4 separate regions of the Homo sapiens genome follow, and regions 1, 3 and 4 are each linked to region 2. Evidence: read pairs that join two places in POLR2A ChIA-PET (ENCODE). Cell type or tissue: MCF 10A. All regions are shown on one strand.

Region 1 (2,500 bases), 81 kb before region 2:
GCTTTGGGTCTCCTCCCAGTCACTGCTCCCATACCATCTTGGTGAGATGGCCATCAGACAGCCCATGCTCCTCAGCCAGGTGTGCTGGTCTTGGCTCTGCTCGGCCCCAAGTTTAACTGAAGCCAAATGCTTCCAGTAGTTTCATTTCTATGCATCTCTGAAACTGTGGCTAAGTTCAGCTAGCCTCCTGCACACGTCTTTTTGGAAGAAACCTGAAACGGGTTGCTCACCCCCCTCCGCCCCCCGCCCCCCGCCCCCATCACCTGCTGGTCCTGCTCCTCCATGTCTCTCAGGCTGGATGAGGCACACCTTTCTGTGGAAGCCGTTTCTGGCTCTCCCTCCAGTCCAGTCCTCATTATTTCTTCTGTACATTAGCATTTGGGCAATAATTGAGTGTTAAGTGTTGGGGCAGGCTCTGTCTTGCTTTTTCGTCTAATTGATCCACTTGAGAATGTCTCGCCTGTGCTACAAGCTCCTGTGTGGCTGGGAGGGCGGGGAGGTGGTACTAAGGACACAACATGCATGGCAGAGGGTTAAGAGCTTGAGCTGTGAGGTCGAAATCCCTCTATCTTGTCCTACTGTGGGATCTTGAGCAAGTTACTTAACCTTTCTTAGCCTCTGTTTTCTCATGGGCAAAGTGGAGACAGCGCCTACCTTGTAGGGTTGTGGTGAAGACTTAGTGAGCAAATACGCAAAGTATGCAAAAAGCCATACTAGTGCTTGGCAACTATCAAATACTCAACAAAAATGTGCTATTAGGATTTCTGTCCCTCTCTACAGGTACCTCACCTTAAGGTACCTCAGGAATGTGATAAAAGCTTTCTCTACATGCTCCTGTAGTGTTCTGCACCAGGGCGCATCCTGGATTCACCCAATATGTACTGAGGGTTTACTAAGTGCCAAGGCACTGTGAGAATGCAAGGATCTCACAGTCAAAAGGAGGGAGGTGAAAGACAGAAACAGATGTGTCCACTGGAACCAGGGGTTAAGTGCTCTGAGACCTGTGGGATGTGGGAAGGGATCTTCCAGCTCTGGAGAGGATGTGGTGGTGGAGTGGGCAGGGAGCAGGGAAGATCTGCCAAGGGAGATAAACTTGAACTGACTCCTGAGTCATATGCAGGCCTTGGAGGCAGGTAGGAGCAGAAACAGTGGCGGAAAGGCATGACACAGCACACCCCATTCACACAGCCCCCTCCATGAGCCTCCATGAGGCCCCGCCTTGGTGCCCAAGCTTAGTGCCCCAGTGCCAGCCCATGGGGGAAGGATGAATGCTCCTTTTGGCATCTAACATGAAGGCTATTGCTGCCCAGGACTGGGCTGGAGGAGGGAAACTCTGTGAATGCCACAGCTGGGAGGGAATGAAGGGAAAGGGAAAGTGCCAGGGACAAGGCCAGGGCCTCTCCTTCCTAAAGTAGTTCAGAGCAACTCCACCCTGAACCAAGCCAATGTGCTACTGGCAGTCAAGAAGGCCCCACAGGAATCAAGAGCAAGGAGGGACCATAATAAGGCCAACCTTCCCAATCCTGCTGCAGAGGGAAAGGAGCCAGCTAGGCCTGACTGGGAGAAGAGATTATTTCAGGGAGGTGCTGCCTTAGCAGATGAATGATGGAATTCCTTCCTGATTGCGGGGAAAACCACCACCACTTCCTCTTGCAAGAATATGATGAGAACAGAGCAGTGGCTACTAATCAGGCCTCCTGGTTCAGAATATGTTCAGTTGCTGTAATGCCTGGGACCACAGCACCTTCTCTTCCAGTTCTTTCTCTCACCAGAGTGAGGCTTGGGGTAGGGGTTGGGGAGCAGAAAGGATTCTGGAGAGGAGAAAGCACTGAAGTGGGAAGCAAATCCTATTCCAGTCTTGACCAGTAGTGTGAACTACACAAGTTTCAACTCTCTCTGGGCTTCCAGTTCCTTATCTGTATAATGAGACACTTACTTTCCCTACTGTTGGCTTGGAGGAATGAATATGATATGAAAAAAATATCAAAATGTCTTAACTGAGAATGGTTGGTTAGTTATCTTCACTAAATGTGACTTCTCTGGAGGTGGGGGCTGCTTTGTCGGGGTCACTGTTGCATGCCAGTGCAGAGCATGCCTTCCTAGCATGTTTGGAGGTGATTCTGCGTGAAACGGCAGGGGTGGGAGGAAGTCATCTTCAGGTTTCATCAAGTCCCCCTTCCCTGTTCCAGCCTTGTGATCACCTACAAGGCCAGAGTGAGACTTGGTCCAGAGTGGCAAAAGGGACCCCAGCGGACAAAAGCAAGGTGCCTAGGAACTCAGTGCTCACTTCTTCCTTCTGTTCTGACCCATGAGGCAAAGAATTATAATTGCTTCTGCAGTAGCCATTTTGCCTTCCTGATTAACAGAAATCCAGTTTTGTCTGAGTTGTCAAAGTTTAGAGCCAAAAGCTTTATTTCTCAGCACCCTTGGATCCAGAGCAGCCATGGGACACAGGTGTAGCCAAAGAAATAAAACATTAGGTTGAGATTCTGGAAAACCT
Region 2 (2,500 bases):
ATCCATTGATCTGTGAATTCCTACAAGTTGATGAGTGTGAGCACTAGAATGGAAATCTCTTTGCAGTTCCCTAGACCCTCCTTCTTTGCTTTCTGTTCTGCCTCAAACCTTGTCTCTGCTCTACTCCAAAGACTGATTCTACTCTCACTCTGGGCCTCCACACTTGATGTCCTGGTCTCTTCCCAAGTTTGACTCAGGCTAAGATTTAGCCCCAGGCCCCTCTTGCCCTTTTCCTGGTTCACTCGTCATCACATGCCTATCATGAGCTGGCTCTGTGATTCAGTCAGTGTTGATTTGTATCTGAGATGCAGAGATAATGTAGTAGCAATAGGCAGGACAGAAAAGCAAGCCTCCATAACAAACTCATTTGAAGAATCCTAAGCTTTGCACCATCAATACAAATTTCTGTGTGAAAACCATAAAGACAGAACTAACTTTACATGTTGAATCCATCGAGTCAAGTAAACTTTTAAAAGAAAATTTTAAAAAGAAAGAAAAAGAACTTTAGATGTGGTGTCAAATTCAAAAGATCTTATAGTTGGAGATATACCACTGAATGATTCTGTCAACGTCCTTTAAAATGGCAAAAAAAAAAAAAAAAGCCACCTCAATTTTAATCAACTGAATCATGAACACAAGGAAATTTTTTAATTTTGGAGGAATACTTACTATTTGTTGGGCATCAAAGATGCTAGATGGAGGGTTGAAAAGCTATAGGTTCTAACTAGCTGTGCAATACTGGAAAATCACAGTCTTTCTGAGCTATAGTTGGTCTGTGAAATGTAGTGGTTAAATTTAGGGCCTCTCAGTCCTCTTGCAGTCCCAAAGTTCTGGGTCAATGCAGTTTTTATTTCAGAAGCTCTTGTCCTTATCTGCTTTGTCTTCGAGGAGTCACTAGAGGTGCCCCAAATGGACTTGCAAGGGTCCTGTTCATTTCCACAGGTGGGAACCACGTAGAATCCTATGTTACTTTCCTTCTCTGCTCTGCCCACTATTTTGCCCACTGCTGTTCCCTGTGGGGTGCCTGGAGAGCTGGTTTTGTGGGGTCTAAAGTCTATTACCCATCATTACCACCACAGCCATTGGGCATTATGGGACATTAACATCCTCAGGATGCCAAAGCTCTTTTAGGGATTGTACGCTGTAGTGTTGGAACCTGAAGCAGGGTTGCCAAGCTCTGCCAAAGACCATTTGCTCAGAGGCACATTTGAGATGCTGTGACAACTTTCAGGGGCACCACTGAAATTCTTGATGACTTGTCAGTCTCTTCTCTATTTCCGCCCAGAACACCACGGGCTGCCTAAACACCCAAGTCCCACAAAATATAGGACTGGTCTAATGTGTCCCTGGAAACTATTGAGACAAACCCATTATCTGAGAAGCCAGGACGAGTTATAATTAGAAGCCTGATGAGTCAGAGCTCATGGGCACTAGCTCAGAAGCCCTCACTCATAAGATGACACATCAGCTTGACGTCCGCTGGAGCTCATCCTGGGCGTCAGAATTCAGCCTCGTACAAGGATGGAAGGAATCGGCTGGAGAGGTGGGAGAGTCGCTGAGCACAAGGACAGGCCTGCTGGGCCCAGCCTCTCGCCAGGAACACAGAGCATCTCACACAGGAAGCCCAGGCAAACTGATACAAAATTTCACTAGAAAAAAAAAAATTCCTTTTACCACACACAATTTCTCTTTAATTTTTCTTAAGGTGCTGCAGTTGCTAATTTAAGCCTTTCACATAATTTCCCAATATTGACTTAAATTTATGATCTTTACCACACATCCTCCCCAGCCTGGTGGATTCAGAAAGAGTAAGGGGGTTAAAATCCTATCTCCATTACCTACTGGCTTTGTGACTATGATAAATCCTGTCAAATTTTCCAAACCTTAGTCCCCTTATTTATAAAATGGGTTTTTTATGAGGATGAAAAAATAATAATACATGCAAAGCACCTGGCATACGATCTGCACAATTCATGATCAATAAATGTCAGTTTCCTTCCTTCCTGGTAGAAGTCATCAGATGGTACTAACTCTAGGTTTTCTGTCTGACACAGAACACACCCTTCAAAGTGCTAATGCTGTTCCAGCTCAGCAGACACCTCGTCTCGGGAAAGCCATTAGAAACCCCCAAAATACTACATTTTTCTCCTGGTAAGTAGCTCACTTCCCACAACCACTTTGCATAAAGTGAGCTCAACAAATGAGTCACGCTGCTTGCAGAAGCAAATTCGGGAACCACACCCAAAACAGAGGCATCTTGACTTTTCCCAAGAAGCTGTCATTATCACCAGAAAGAGGGTTTGGGGGACCTATAGTTAGAAAACCTCAAACTCCCAAGCTACCTCTGAATTCATGTGCAAACCTAAGAGCTCATTTTTTTTTCAAGGATTTTTTTTTTTATCCACAGCATTCAGTGACAGCTGAGAGTCACTGGCCATTTATGATTATTTACTTTTTGAAAACTTCTATCATAGCATTTAAATTATAATTATGATTTTCA
Region 3 (2,500 bases), 58 kb before region 2:
GTGGCCAAAGCATACATTGCTAATCAATCACAGCACTTCTCTGCACCAGGATGTGGCTCTCAAATGTTCCTGGAGTGCTGTAAGCAGTCATTACCAATCAATCAAGAGAACACAAGAGAAAAAGTATATTTTAATGTGAACCAGTCCTTGGGCTTCTTATGGATAGGAATCCTACCTTACGAAAACATTTGATCCCCGTTCATCATAACCTTACAAAAAGTAATTGGGATAGCCCTCAATGTTTGTCGAATGCATAAATGAATGAAATAATAAATTAATGTAGCTATTTAGACAGATGTTACTAAGTCTCTTTCTGCTGGGCACCATCTTCTCCTCCTGGGCATTGGCCTTTGACTAAGATGCTGAAATCATCTGGGTGCTGAACTTGTAGTTCGTTCACAGAGATCCTCTCTTGCTACAATAGCTTTTATTGTTATATTTTTGAGATGGGATCTTGCTCTGTCACCCAGACTGGAGTGCAGTGGTATGACCATAGCTCACTGCAGCCTCCAATTTCTGGGCTCCAGCAATTCTCCCACCTCAACCTCCCAAGTCACTGGGACTACAGCTGTGTGCCACCATGCCTGGCTATTACTTTTTTTTTTTTAATAGAGATAGGATCTCACTATGTTGCCCAGACTGGTCTCAAGCTCCTGGCCTCAAGCAATCCTCCCACCTCAGCCTTCCAAAGTGCTGGGACTATAGGTGTGAGCCACCACACCCAGCCTGCTGCAATTGTATTACTTTTTTTTTTTTTACACTAATCTTAATGCTGTGGAGCTTGTGTCTCGGCGTCCTATGGAGCTGTTACTGAAATAATCCTTTCTACCTACACCTTGCCTCTACCTTCAACTGTAAGAGTCAGACAATAATCTATTGAGCCTAAGCCAGAGGACCCATTAGAATGACAGACACCGGGGTGGATTTTCTCAGCCTCTCTATGACTAAGTCTTTGTTCCCTGGCCAGCCTTCTCTCCTTGACTTGTTCTTGCCTTAGGACGTTCTCTTCCTGGAGGCATCACATGCAAATAGCCTTCTAACAGACCTGCCCAGTCAGTTTCTCAGAGCTTCCTAGTCAGATTGAATGTCAACAGTGAACACAGTTTAAGCCCAATCTATGAACCCTCCCTCTTTACCCTTACATGAAGAAGACCATTTTTACTAGTTATTGCTAAGTAACAAACCACTGCAAAATTTAGTGACTTAAAACAACAACCATTCCTTATTTCTCATAATTCAACAGGTCAGCTGGGTGATTCTGCTGATCTTGGCTGTACTTACCTTGTGCTGTGGCCAATTAGTGAAGTGACAGGGAACAACTGGTCTAGAATGGCCTTGGCTGAATGTGGCTCTCTTCCGTGTGCCTCTGACTTCCTTCCAGCAGACTAGCCTGGGCATGGTCTCATGATGAGGGCAGAGCTTAAGGAGGGCAAGCAGAAATGAACAAGTGTTTTTCAAGCTTCTGTTGGAGGTTAAAGCAAGTTACATGACTAAACCAAGAATCAGTGTGGGAGGGTACTACCAAATGGGTGGCCTCAGGGGAGAATGAAAAACTGGGGCTGTTAATGCAATCAACTTACCTCACCATGAAAGGGAATGTTAACTTCATTAGTGCGAAACATTTGAAGTAGACCCAGTCCCTCTCTTATGATGAGGAAAGTTTGAAGCCAGTGACAATCATGCTTCAGATGAATGTCTCAAGATCAATAGCAATGTCACAAGACCTATCGCAAGCCCTCAGTTGAATCTCTCTGGTAGGGAGCCATCTTCGGCCTTGGTCAGTCTGACAGGTGTCCCTCTAGAGCCTCAGCAGAAAAAAACAAGAATGAAGAACTTTCCTGGATAGCCCAAGCTGCCCTTAAAGTCCTCAGTCACTTCCTGTCTGTGTCTCAAAAGTACTTCCTTTGTATCCACAGTGACACAGAAAGCTGACCTCCCATTGTTCCCAGACTCTTAGCTCTTGTACCAAACTTGGCCAGCTCAATCTGGATATCCCTCCACTTGCTTAGATTTCCACAGCAGCTGTCAGCATCTGGTGGTTTTGAAGCTGTGGGTATCGAGAGTGGGAGTGACAATTCATTTTAGTGCTTCCAGAAGCTTACTTCCTATCTGGTTCCAGCTGCAAGTCTTCAGCCAATGCAAGTTCTCAGCCTCAACCTCAGCAGGGAAAACATTCAGAAAACCCAGATGATTTTATCTTTCTGAATGCTTCATTCCCCTCACTCCCCCATGGAACAGCTGAGTCTTATTGGAGATTTGATCATTCTCATGGGATGGGCTTGATGGCCCTGCTAGTGTGATTGTCTGTAGCAAGATTGCAAATTGGCAATCACCTTTTGGGAACCATTTCAATTGGAGAGCTCCAAAAAAAGTAGTTCTTTGTAGGTTTCTCCCTTTTGGGTGGGGTCCTTGGTTCAAAGATAGACAGTAGGATTTTTTAAATCTCCTGTTTCTCAGGTGGGCTGAACCAATTCCGGTTGCCTTTCCCACTAAAGGGAAA
Region 4 (2,500 bases), 85 kb before region 2:
TACCAACAAACAGCTCATCTCAAATAAGATGAAGCAAGTAAAGCATTGGGCTCATTGCCTAGAAGATGGCAAAACTTATTACATGGTAGCTGTATTGCTATTATTGTTCTTGCTGTTGTTGTAATTTCTATAAAAGAGTATAGAAGACAAACAGCCCAAGTGCCAGAAAAAAAGATTCTGCTGTTTATACTTCATGATGCTCCGATCCCTCAAAACCTTCACACAGCAGCTGCCTCAGCCTTCTAGTTTCTTGGCAGGACTCTTCACATCAGATTAAGAAAAGCCAGCTGCTATTCCTGGATCACAGGAGGAAGGGAAAACAGAGGTGAGGAAAGCCTGCCCACCCAACGCCCTTTTCCTAGGCCCTTTGCAGCTCCCAGAAGCCCCAGCTCTACCACCTGCCCAGCCTCCCAGGCACTGGCCCTGGCACTGCCTGAGATGTCACTCTCTGCCTAGTCACCTGGTTTGCATTTCAGAGAGTGACCAGTAGCTATTGGCTGCTGCAGGTTCCAGCTGTTAATACCATGACCAAGAAGCAGTGGAGTTGTGAGCTCAGTGCTGGCACAGGACGGCTGCTTCCCTTTCCCAGAGGCAGGGAACAGGAAGGTGGGGAGAACCCAGTGATCTGTGAAGCCCTGGGAACCATAGCATAGGGTGCTGGCTACCCCAGAGAGGTTTCAGATCTTCCAGACCAAGATGCCTAGCTCCTTGGTTAGCCTTGAGCCAGATGCCAGCTTACTGGCTGGGAAGAGATAACTTCCTCTCAGCAGCCAATGCTCCCAGAGGCTTCTGGAATCTGCCTCAGTATACAAGTGCTTAGTCATGGACATTAGAGCTAGCAAAGCCCTCAATCCGACCGTCCCATTTTATAGATAAAGAAACTGAGGCCCAGAGGGATGAAGGGACAAGTTTAAGATGCACCATGAGTCAGAGCAGGGCTGGGGCAGGAACACTTGTGCAAACAATGAGCCTAGGGCTTTTTTTATTACTCAAAGCCACAGAGCTGCCCCCGCACTCCTACCTAAAAAGGGCTGGATCCGGTGATCCTAAAAAGGACTGGATCCGGTGATCCAGTTGGAGCCTAGGACCCCAATACACAGAAATCCTCTCCAAGTTCCACACACCTTTGGAAGAGGACTTGCCAAAAGCAGATGATAGGCAAAAATAACGGCAAAGAAAAGTTTGCTTTGGCATGGAAAGATGTTCACCCTACAGTGTTAAATAAAAAAGAAACAAATTCCCCAAGCAGCATTTATCCTATGATCCCATTTGGATAGGGAGCACACATGCATAGAAAAAAAGACTGGAAAGAGAAGAAAAACAGTTACTCTTAGGAAGCAGGATTACGGGTCATTTTCATTTTTTCTTTTGTCATGCATATTTTCTAAATTTTCTACTTTGAGAGTGTTTATTTCTGAAACAACAATTTTAAAAGGATATAAAGTAAGTAGGCAAGTGCCAGGGTCCCCAGTCACCCTCACTCAGACAGGCTTGGCTTGCCACAGCTCCCAGGACAGACTGCACCCATTGCATAAGGCGGGAGCATTTTTCTTTCCGGTGAAGCCTAAACAAGCTCAGACCTGCAGTCAGGCAGCTGCAGCTGTGGTTTTGCTGCAGTCTGGGAACAGCAGCTCCAGTGCGGGGCACTCCTGGGTCTTCAATGTGCACCAAGGAGGAAAGGCTGGATGCCGGACCCCAGTCTTACAGCTGGCTCAGCTGAGAGTGTGTCTGGCAGGTGGGGGCAGAAGCCAAGTCTGAGGTCTGAGATGCGGGATGTGAAGAAGAGGGAGATAAAGCCTAGTTGGCCCTCAGGAAATCTCCCAGTCCCAGGCCGCACCCTTCAGGAAACCTCCTAGCCCAGTTTTATCTTTCAGGCATGCACCTCTCTCATTTTGCTGCTGCTTGTCCAGTATGATCCAAAGCCCTTGAGACCAATGCACCTTTCTGTGTTATCCCACGAAGGTGATCTGCCATGTGGGAACCTCCCAAACTTCTTTCTGACTACAAGCCAGAGAATCAAGAGTCTTGTCACCAGTACCACAGAGCTGGGGCAATGACAGAACCATTGCCCTATGCCACGTACCAAATGAGTACGAAGCACCTGCCCCATGGTGTGGCTGGGATCTGCTATTTCCTGAAGCAACATGTCCTGAACATCAGCTGATTGACGTTGCTTCCCTAAAAGGCTTGAGTATGGCAAATGCCGTCATCACACACTGAAGGGGCATGTCCATTAGGACGGTTTCCCTCGTCCTATAACAGAGGGTCTTGCAACCTTGTCACACAGTGGTGACAAACACAGAAGGAACAACTAGGTCCAAGAGCATCACAGAGGAGATGGAAAGAGGAACTGAATCCTAGCTCTGCTCCTCACTAATCTGCCTTGTAAGCTGGTGATGGAAGCCCCTGAGCCTCAGTTTACTCATGCATAAAATGAGTCTCAGCAGTGCTGGTAGAATTAAGTTAATCTCAGCCTCTGCATCAGGGGTCAGCCAACTAC

The links. ChIA-PET counts read pairs that join two places held together with the same protein. Peaks named below come from ENCODE experiments on the same cell type or tissue, not always from the same donor. Only the 100,000 strongest peaks of a DNase experiment are listed, where the experiment ranks them.
Region 1: POLR2A ChIA-PET joins it to region 2 with 13 read pairs; 7 of 35 experiments call an interaction of 5 or more read pairs at or near these places.
Region 3: POLR2A ChIA-PET joins it to region 2 with 15 read pairs; 13 of 35 experiments call an interaction of 5 or more read pairs at or near these places.
Region 4: POLR2A ChIA-PET joins it to region 2 with 25 read pairs; 7 of 35 experiments call an interaction of 5 or more read pairs at or near these places.

What each region holds. Positions count from the first base shown.
Region 1 is chr11:35,110,381-35,112,880 of GRCh38, reverse strand. No RefSeq gene overlaps it. Among named protein-coding and RNA genes, the nearest start is that of CD44-DT, 26 kb to the left of the region's middle. In MCF 10A, no CTCF peak of the experiment used is centred here; a DNase peak (open chromatin) is centred at 1,140.
Region 2 is chr11:35,029,820-35,032,319 of GRCh38, reverse strand. LOC105376626 (a long non-coding RNA gene) reads left to right here. Exons shown (of 4, transcript XR_001748180.2): 3 at 2,055-2,151. Among named protein-coding and RNA genes, the nearest start is that of MIR1343, 89 kb to the right of the region's middle. RefSeq lists enhancers at 2,026-2,145, 1,108-2,307. In MCF 10A, no CTCF peak of the experiment used is centred here; DNase peaks (open chromatin) are centred at 1,469 and 2,199.
Region 3 is chr11:35,087,357-35,089,856 of GRCh38, reverse strand. LOC105376627 (a long non-coding RNA gene) reads right to left here. Exons shown (of 4, transcript XR_931194.2): 2 at 1,282-1,419. Among named protein-coding and RNA genes, the nearest start is that of CD44-DT, 49 kb to the left of the region's middle. RefSeq lists an enhancer at 1-65. In MCF 10A, no CTCF peak of the experiment used is centred here; a DNase peak (open chromatin) is centred at 966.
Region 4 is chr11:35,114,896-35,117,395 of GRCh38, reverse strand. No RefSeq gene overlaps it. Among named protein-coding and RNA genes, the nearest start is that of CD44-DT, 22 kb to the left of the region's middle. RefSeq lists an enhancer at 176-1,375. In MCF 10A, no CTCF peak of the experiment used is centred here; DNase peaks (open chromatin) are centred at 975 and 1,555.